Regions from separate parts of the Homo sapiens genome. Here region 1 is linked to region 2. A link is a contact called in ENCODE Hi-C or POLR2A ChIA-PET data. All regions are on one chromosome and are shown on one strand. The core of a region is the stretch at or near the end of the contact, and the rest is flanking DNA. Distances in the headings are between cores, read along the strand shown. Region 1 overlaps PLA2G4A (phospholipase A2 group IVA). Region 2 overlaps PLA2G4A (phospholipase A2 group IVA).

Region 1 (5,380 bases), core at 1,195-3,694, 130 kb before region 2:
TAATTTCAAAGAAATTGAAAACAAACTCACTATTGTTATGTTAATTCTTGGCACAAGGCTAGCTCCACAGCAGGCATTTGAAAAATTATTGATAAACTGAACTGAGCAAAATTATGTTGAAGAAGCTGCTAGAGAAAAAAAATTATGGGTTCAGAGAATTTATAACCATGTGAAAGTTTTTTTAACCCTTAGGAGTAAAAAAGGAATCTGATGATGCAGAGAAGAATCCTGTTACTGGATTTTTACCTGTATCATCTCCACCAAAGTGTTAAAAAGTACCAGCCAAAACTTCATTCATTTTATGTATACAAAAATATTTGAGTTACTCTGAATCAGCTTTTTGTCTTCTTTTTGTGAACAGAAGTTGAACCTTTGGCCTCAGAGCATTGCTATTACATGTAACGGCCAAGAGAGGACTGTACAGATGTACCAAGGGCTTAGTTAATGGTCGTGGCAAATTGTATGATGGTTTCCATGTATTAGCTCCCTTCCTGGTAAGCTGGTTATACATTCCCGCCAGAATGAGAAGAGAAATAGAACAGAGCCTCCACGGGTGATTTATGACTGCTGGCATGTAAGTGGCCAAGAAATACGTGTTCGCAGTCAGCTACGGAGATTCGAGGTTGGTTTGTCTCTGCACCAAAGCAGGCTAACTCACTGGGGTAAGCACCCCCAAAATTAAATTTAAACTGGAGAACATAAATCAATATGGAGAGATGCAGTGAAGAGACCTCATTTCCATTATGTGCATCTTCAGGGAGAGCAGAATAAATAAGAAGCAGAATATCATAGTGGGAGAAGCACAGATTCTGGGACCAGATGCCTGAGTCCAAATGCAAGCTCCATGGCCTTGGACATGTTTCTTAAGTCAATGTTTCCATCTCAGATTTAAAATGTGGATGATATAAATAATACCTATCTCATAGGGTTGCTATTAGAATTAAATAAATTAATACTTTACAGTGCTTAAAACAGTGCTTACTACATATTAAGTGCTATGCAAATGTTTAATAAATAAATGCCAGTAAAGAGAAGAAAAGAGATGGAAGGAAAAAAGTAAGGAAAACAAAAGAGGATAAAGAAAGGGAAGAGAGATAAGAACATTAGAGAGGAAAATTCCTGGAAAGGGGAAGTTTTGGGGATACTGTCACTAGAATCTTAAGTTCTTTTTAACTACTCTTGTCATCTCGTTGATCCATTCCACAGCAATCAATAGTGGTCGACTAGGTTCCATGTTAGAAGTGGGGACATAACAGTGAGTAAAACATTCATGGTTTTTGTTGTTATGGGATTTATAGCCTGTTGGGCGAGAGATAGCAATCAAATAACCCTTTGTGCTTAAAACTGTGATAAATGCCAGGAAAAAATACAAGGTGAGACTTTGCAGTACACCTGGACAATTTCCTCAGAGTATTTGTTAATTCAGCCAACAATTATCAGTGAGTTATGTTCTAAGCATAAGAGATAGGCTGTCCTTGAAGATTTGGAGTTTATAAATCAACAGAAAAGATAAATAGATATTATAGAAAAGTATGATAAAGGCAGGAAGGTGCTGCACGATTGTGGGCCTGGGTTGTGCAGCGTGAAAGGCCCAGCTCTAAGACAGACACCCTAAAACTTGCTAGCTGGATGACCTGAGACAAACTAATTAGACACCACAGCTCAACAAGAAACAAATTATTTTTGGTGGCTGCAGTGTACAGTGATACTCCCCTACAGGCAACGCAGAGATAATGAGGAACGAACAAACACAGACTAGATTATTCACTATCCCTGACATAGCAGGCTCCCAATCCCATCTCATCTCTATTTCATCTGTTTCTTATTTCTCAGCAATTCATTTTTCTACCTCTGTAAAATAAAGCTAATACCATCGCCTTTCTCATAGGATTGCTGAGAGGATTAAATGATAAAATGTATAAAGACCTCAGTAGTTTACATTAGAAGAAAACAAGTACTTTATCATACAGGCTTACATTCAGAGAAAAATACACTTTTCATTGAACTTTCACTGCTCTTTTTGCTTCTGGAATGTCATGAATTTTATGTTGATCAACTCTCTCAACACCACTTATGAATAAAAATCTAGGAGAACAAAGGATTTAATGTATATGAAAGCATTTGCTTCATAAACTATTATGATAAATACAATTACATTTCACTGAAAATCCCATATGTATGTAAATAATTTCTTGTTTGAAACTTGAGAAAGCTTTTATCACCAATCTCTTCTTTTTTTCCCTCTATTCAGCTAAATTAATCAGCTTGTTATTTCTTGTCCAGCACTGTTCACAATTATTCACTCGTGATTATTCAACATCAAAATAAACCAAAAGTTCACATTGTGGAGCAATTGCGTGAGGGCAAAGAAAAGAAAGAGCTTTCTAGTGTTTACAAACATGACTCAAGGGTATGACCAGTGATGTGTGGATTTTGGGGTAAAATGAAAAGGGAAATACATGAGGTAACAGTGAGGCTATTTTTAGATGGTTCACTTCACGCTAGAATCAGGAAGAGATGGAAACTTTCCCTTTCCTTATGTGATCCTGATGTGGAAAAGATTAAAAACAGATGATTGCAAATACAGTGATTATAGCATGGATAAACCATTTCCTCTCTGATGTCTGGTTTCTCTCTGTAAAAGCTGAGAAACAATGACACAGACTATGAGTAAAGTGCAATAGTTTTTAGAAAGTATTTTAAAAGATTTCAGTGAACAAAAAAATTGCTGCTCCACAAATTACAGCGATATGCCGGAATTGTGTTCTATGATAGCTATCCATTTTGGTTATTGTTTGACACCTCAGATACTTCACACTTCCATAGACTAACTTAAGATAAACTTACATAGTATTAACTAAACTGACTTTCTGTGGGATAAAAATTTGACAGTATCCTTCAAAGAGATACTTCGTAAGATGTCTGTGCTCATTTTGGTGTTTTGTTTGACAGAGTCTCACTCTGCTGCCCAGGCTGGAGTGCTGTGGCCTGATCTTGGCTCATTGCAACCTCTGCCTCCCAGGTTCAATCGATTCTCCTGCCTCAGCCTCCTGAGTAGCTGTGACTACAGGTGTGTGCCACCACACCTGGCTAATTTTTGTATTTTTAGTAGAGAAGGGGTTTCACCATATTGGCCAGGCTGGATGCCCTCATTTTTGAGTACTGAAACACCACTAAGAAGACTTGAAGGAGAGGAATGACAAATAAATACCATAGAAATGAATATTGTAAATAAATGTTATTTGTAAATAACAGAAATATATTCAAAACACAGTATGATAGCATATATATGCCATTTCATTCATTTACATGTAAAAAAATATAAATATATATTTTAAATATATGAAACAACACATTTATTTATTAAAATACGAACACACATACATATATACATAAAATAATAAATTGACTTGTCATTAGAGGAAGTCAGATTTCTTTTGTCTCTATGCAAACCAAGAATATGTGCTTTCTATTCTACAATGTTTCTCATTACATAAAACCTATTTTTAAGATTAGGGAGAAGATTAGGGAGAAGGATGGCATATAAGCATGTAGGTAAACCTCCAGAATCTTAAAAAATTATTGAAGCAAGTAATATAAAATACAACAGATAGAAACTACAAGTTAGAATTAATTATTTTACAGTTATAGTCTCTCTTACTTTTAATAAAAGGCATGCTAGTATTAGGCTTCAAGAGCTTTATAATGCAATAGGCATGAAAATAATTTTCTATATCTAATGTTGTATAGAGTTTACAGAGCACTTTTTAATTCTGGTTAGTTATTCACAGGGATGTTACCATAAACTCACAAAATACGTAAAGGGAAATTAATGTCAACTTAATGTAATATCATCACAAAACATCTGATTCTCAATGTGAGTGACCAATATGAGTGTAGTGGGTTGAATGGTGGCTCCATATAAAATACCATTTCCTAATCCCTCGGCCCTGTGAATATGACCTTATTTGGGGAAAGACTCTTTGCAAATGTAATTTAATTAAGGATTTTGAGATTAGATCATCTTGGATTACGTAGGTGGGCCCTAAATTCAATGACAATTATTCTTATATGAGATACAAGAGAAGACATGCACACAAAAGAAAAGGCCATACAAAAATGAAGGCAGAGATTGGAGAGATGCAACCACAAGGCGAGCAATGCCTGGAACCACCAAAAGCTGGAAAAGGCAAGGAAGGAGTCTACTGTGGAGGCTTTAGAGAGAGGACATCCCTGTTGATGCCTTAATTTCAACTTCTGCCCTCCGAAACTGTGAGAGAATATATTTCTGTTGTTGTAAGTCACCATGTTTGGGGTAATTTGTTACAGAAGTTCCAGGAAACTAGTACAAGAGATAAAACTGGAAGTACTACATTAAATGCTGTGCACTTTCCTTCACCAGCCATTGTGGATTGGTGCCCACAAAGCTAATGCTTGGACTGATTTGGCTGTGATGTGGGCCAACCTAAGCATTATAAGTGAATAATATGTGGAGATTCTAAAACAGGTCATGCCCTCGTTTCAACAAATAAATCAGGTGATTGTGGAAAAATACAGATACTTTTTCCGTTTTTAGTGGGTTTAAATGGAATTCTGACCCTAAATGAAATGTAGGCAGATCAGTTTAATTTAGATACATTACTTCCATCATTTGTGAAGACTGCCTCATTTCAGATTTTCCTTTCTTCTTTCTTCCTTCTCTCCTTCCCTCATTTCCTCTTTCTCTCTTTCCTTGAATAATTTTTAAGAGAATTAACCCGTTGTTCTGGCTTCTTGTCATTAAGCATTTAAATGAGCACTGAAAAACTGAGCCAGATTTATGTCCAACGTATGGCAACACAATATAACTTAATTTATGGCATAATAACTAAAATCTATCACTCTCCCTAAAAGTTAGTAAGATAAAGGGGAAAATAATTTCAAGTAGTAAACTCTGAATTCTTCTATATTCCTTGCTTTCTTGCTCCCCGACAAAACCCAAAGTCCCTTCATTTTCCCCTAAATTCACAGCCTCTTAATTTTGCATGCTTGAGTATGAAGACTTTGGCTTATTTTCATGACCAACAATCAATCTCACTGATTGTCTTTGGATGAGCTCTAATGGTACACTAAATTTTCATATTATACATCTAAGATATTAAATGGTTAACAAAAAGAAACTTGACAAAATGAAACACAAAGCTGCTTTTGTTAGATAAATTAATAGTAATAATATTTAGAATAATGAACTCTTTATATTGGACTACTACTAGGTGTGTGCTAACTAATCTAAATAAATTAGTGTCACACTGATGTCATTAACTTTCAAGGCCAGTTACAACACAGATACAACAACATAAATTGTGGTTGCTTTTATCAAAAGACATGATCTCCATCTTTC
Region 2 (4,856 bases), core at 1,592-4,091:
ACGCGTGGAGATATTAAAAGGTTGAGCATTTAAGTGGCAGCAACTTCTTGACTGCAGCCAGAATGACCCAAGTTCTAGCCTGTCTCCTCCTTTCTCTATCTGTGGGATCCTGACCCTCAGTTTCCTTGTCTGTACGTAGGGAAAATCGCCCCTAATCCTCACAGAGACAGTGGGAGGATGAAATAAGAAAATATATGTAAATCACCAAGCACAGTACCTAGAAGGCCATAAATGTACAAAATAATCATTATTATTATCATTGTTTATGAAACTGGTGATGATCCCCCTCAAACTGCCTCAACTCATGCAAGTCACAAGTATTTAATTCTATAGAGAGTTTTTGTTTGTTTGTTTGTTTTGTTTTTTTGATGGAGTCTCACTCTGTCACCCAGGATGGAGTGTAGTGCAATCTTGGCTCACTGCAACCTCCGCCTCCTGGGTTCAAGCAATTCTGGGGCCTCAGCCTCCCGACTAGCATGGACTACAGGCACCCACCATCATGCTCAGCTAATTTTTGTATTTTTAGTAGACATGGGTTTTCACCATGTTGGCCAGGCTGATCTCAAACTCCTGACCTCAAGTGATCCACCTGCCTTGGCCTCCCAAAGTTGGGGGATTACAGTGTGATCAGGTGTGGCCTTGGCCTCCCAAAGTGAGGGGATTACAGGTGTGAGCCACTGCACCTGGCCTCTATAGAGATTTCTAAGAAATTCAAGTAGGCAAATTTATTGAGCACCTTTTATAAACACCAAGTACATTTTCATATACAACAATAAATTTTTTTTATTATACTTTAAGTTTTAGGGTACATGTGCACAACGTGCAGATTTGTTAAATATGTATACATGTGCCATGTTGGTGTGCTGCACCCATTAACTCGTCATTTAACATTAGGTATATCTCCTAATGCTATCCCTCCCTGCTCCCCCAACAGGGATCTAGAACTAGAAATACCATTTGACCCAGCCATCCCATTACTGGGTATATACCTGAAGGATAACAATAAATTTTTAATAGAAACACTGATTTTTTGATCCATTAACATTTTTAAAAGTAGAACACATTTGGACACTAACTTGTCCGCTGCCAAATTCAAAGCTTTCTCCACTATACTGGATATGGAAGCATATTCTAAAAGCAAAGAGAGCATTATATTACTATGTTTCCATCATCATCATTCTTATAATGATATATAGTTACTAAGACATCACTAAAGTTTTAAGCTTTTAAGTGAATTTGATGGTGCTTTTTTTGTAAACTAAGGCTATACAAAGAGTTTGATATTGCCAACCGGCACAAAGGAATAAAGAAACAATAGGAATTCAGATGGGTAAATGAGATGCTTTATATTAAAAATGTCTCTCAAACCATACTCTCAGTTTACGACAGGAACACCTCCCTGTTCCCAAGGAAATGTAACAGCATGCCTCCAGACACAAAGGCACAGAATAATTAACTATGTCTGTTTCTTGAGCCTGGAACCCAATGGTATGGAACTTGCCACTAAGTCCCACAGTAGTAACAGGTGGTGCCATATGGCTGATATCCATACTGTTCCTTTTAAGATTTCCCTCTCCATTTGTATTCCTAAGTCACAGCTTCTTAATCTATCAAATTTGTATTCTTCAAATCTCATTATAATTACATAGACAAGTATATATGAAATACCTACTAGAGTTTCAGAGAAGAGAGAGATTCCAGTGGTTTAAAGTAGAAACGGCTTCAGAGAAAATGGTAACTGATCTGACATTTGAAAACGTGAAAGAGCTTAGATCTATAGTAAGAGGAAGTGGAAACATTTCCTCTAGGAAAAGGCCATGACGTTGGAGATACTCCATCCTCCTCAGGCTCTCAACTGGTGCTTTCCTTACCCACACCTCTGCAGGATCATGTCCGCCTGTCATTCAGGGTTCTGCATAAATTCACTCTCTAAAGTCAGTCATCTCTTAATTTATCTACTAGATTAGGACCCTTGTACCTTTCCTTGAAATCTCTTATCACAATATTGTATACTAGACTACCATTATACACGTGTCAGTCTTCCATAGCTGTGAGCAGCACAAAGGAAGTTCTGTCTTCTCCCTGTATTCCTGTTGGGCCCGGAGTGATAATTCAATTACTATTGACTGAAGGATGAATAAGCAAACTGGGGGATTTGCATGATGTACTGGAGAAAACTGTCTAGATCATAAATGTGCTCTTGTCTTAAGAAACAATCAAAAGGAAGTAGATTACATTTATAGAATCTAGAATGTGAAACTGGAATATATCTTAGCAGTTGCTAATATGAACACTTAATTTTGAAAATCCACACTTGTTAAACATTTCCCAAGTACAAGATACTTTAAGTGATTTATATATACCATCTCATTTAATCTTTATAACAAGATAGGGATTATTATCACTACTTTTGAGATTAAAAAAAACAGATTTGGAAAGGTAAGTAATTTGTTTAACTGACAACACAAACTAAGGTAGACTCCCACAACCAATCTCTACAAAAGAATAACTGTCTCAAGAAGAATAAAAAAGTTCCCAGGTCATCTGGGTTAACATGGGCTGAGCTGGCCCTAGAATCCCCTTTCTATGTCATTTTTTCACTCTACAAAAGACCCTGAAGCACAGGCAGAGTTTCTGAGAAATTATACAATAAGCAATAGAGTTATTCGAGTCTTAGCAGGGAGGTGGCATGATGAAAGTGGCACTTTGTGTTAGTTTACGAGGGTTGCCATAACAAAGTATCACAGACCGAGTGGCTTAAACAATGGGAATTTATTTTCTTACAGTTCTGGAGGTTGGAAGTCCAAGATCAAAGTTTGGCAGCTTTGGTTTCTCCTGAGACCTCTCTCCTGGGCTTGCAGATAGCTGCTTTTCGCTGTGTCCTCACATGCTCTTTCCCCTGTGCACAGAGTGCCTGGTGTCTGTGTGTGTTCAAATTCCCTCTTCTTTTAAGGACACTAGTCAAATTGGATTAGGACATGCCCTACCAGCCTCCTTTCAATTTAATGAGGACTTATCCCCAAATACTTTTACATTCTGAGGTACTGGGATTTAGGTTCCAATGTATGCATTTGGAGGGGGCATATTTCAGCCCGTAACAGGTTTTAATGACATAAACACAGCAGTTAAACAAAGCAGCATACAATTGTTAGTGGAGAAAAGTGGTGCTGTAGGAGGGAGGGAGAAAATCGGCCAGAGAAGTCCAGATGTGATATAAGACATGATATGCAGCCGGGCGCAGTGGCTCACACCTGTAATCCTAGCCCTTTGGGAGGCCAAAGCAGGTGAATTGTCTGAGCTCAGGAATTTGAGACCAGCCTGGGCAACACTGTGAAACCCTGTCTCTACTAAAATACAAAAAATTAGCCAGGTGTGGTGGTGGGTGTCTGTAACCTCAGCTATTCAGGAGGCTGAGGCAGGAGAATTGCTTGAAACCGGGAGGCGGAGGTTGCAGTGAGCCGAGATCACGCCACTGCCCTTCAGCTTGGGCAACAGAGAGAGACTCCATCTCAAAAAAAAAAAAAAAAAGATATGATATGCATCTCAACTAGGATGGTGAAGATTATAAAGGAGAGAGCATAGCTCCTTTAAGATGGAGCAGCTACCCTCATCTGATTATTTAAAAAGCTCCCCGCAACCCCTCACCAACATATACATACACACATTCTACATAAACGAAGCACAAGGATAACGTCTAACCACTTCACATTTGGGAAGTACTAATCCAGATAAACCTGTCCATCTTAAGGATCAGGAAACTGGCCAGCCCAGTTTCACATAATGCATTACAAACAAAGCAAGAATGTCTCCTCACTCCCAAGCCAGTGTTCTAGTTTTCATTCCTTGACCACTCTGGTTTGCTGTTATTTTCCATTCTTTCACCTCTTGGTGGTCAAAAACAAGTGGCCATTCTGGCCATATTTTAAGGTCAAGAAATTTTGGAGAAGGAGGAAATATTCATAATCACCACCTAGAAAGTATTTCATTGTACAAATTTGTAAGCTGAGGCTTTAAGATATAAATAAACCTCACCAAGTTACCCAGTAAGGGGAACAGCTGAAACTGAACATACCTCTTCACTTTCAACCAGGTACTCTTTCTTTATACCCTACTGGCATCCTCCCTGCCCCACCCTGCCCCCCACATGCACTGGGGCTAAAAAGGAAATATAGCCAAAATTAAAATAACATATATATAATTTTAGTTTGGCTAAAATCTTAAGTTACCAAGTTACTGTTTGGAAGGACAGAGTAGATCCAAGATATGAATTTGAGGAAAACAAATAACTGAATTTCTCCTTGGGATTGGTCCAATAAAGCTCAAAAAGAATCACTTTCATCTTTTGTAATTTTCTAGGTTTGAATCATAGTTATAAATTGTTTACTTTCAAATATTAGATTGTTTAAAAAATTCCTCTTCCCACACAGACCATTATGAAATAATATCACATTGATAGGTGTTAAATATATGATGTGCATTTTCAGAAAATATAGAAGAATAATGTTCTGACTTCTACTTAAAAGAGACTGACAATGGTGATGTACTTACTGTTAACAGGTTATAAATATATGCAACAAGGTGGCACAAAATGCTAGGAAAAGAAGTGTGTTTTGACAACAGCATTACTTCTACATCTTTTCTCTCTAGACTGGACATTTTGCAAATATGCTCCCCAAGGTAGTATTTGTGTTTTGTTGAGGGTTCCACTCCCTCTTTAATTGCTGCCATTGCTGCCTTTTTTAAGTGACAGAGTCAGTCAAGTTTTCCACAGCATGGAAAGCCATATCTTTTTTCTAAGGTAAACAGTTCAGGGAAAACACTCAGGAAAACCATCAAACTGGCTTAAATGTTTAATG

What was found. A loop is a pair of places that touch in the nucleus more often than their neighbours do. ChIA-PET counts read pairs that join two places held with the same protein, here RNA polymerase II (POLR2A). Pooled maps may share reads with other maps.
Region 1: a map of A673 shows a loop between it and region 2 (2.5-fold over the local background). The contact joins two enhancer-like sites. A Hi-C loop is called at or near these places in 4 of 168 maps with a recorded cell type or tissue (A673, Calu3, endothelial cell of umbilical vein and 1 more), 3 of 37 single-sample maps with no recorded cell type and 4 of 50 pooled maps. POLR2A ChIA-PET finds 5 or more read pairs at or near these places in 1 of 52 experiments (SK-N-SH).

What each region holds. Positions count from the first base shown.
Region 1 is chr1:186,972,060-186,977,439 of GRCh38, reverse strand. All of the region lies in intron 15 of PLA2G4A (phospholipase A2 group IVA), which reads right to left. Among named protein-coding and RNA genes, the nearest start is that of LINC01036, 120 kb to the left of the region's middle. Within about 2 kb of position 2,444, at least 4 of the 41 ENCODE cell types and tissues checked have a DNase peak (open chromatin) inside an H3K27ac peak, as active enhancers do; they include A673, where a contact is called at or near this core.
Region 2 is chr1:186,840,716-186,845,571 of GRCh38, reverse strand. The region is part of intron 1 of PLA2G4A (phospholipase A2 group IVA); the gene reads right to left. Among named protein-coding and RNA genes, the nearest start is that of PLA2G4A, 14 kb to the right of the region's middle. Within about 2 kb of position 2,841, at least 3 of the 41 ENCODE cell types and tissues checked have a DNase peak (open chromatin) inside an H3K27ac peak, as active enhancers do; they include A673, where a contact is called at or near this core.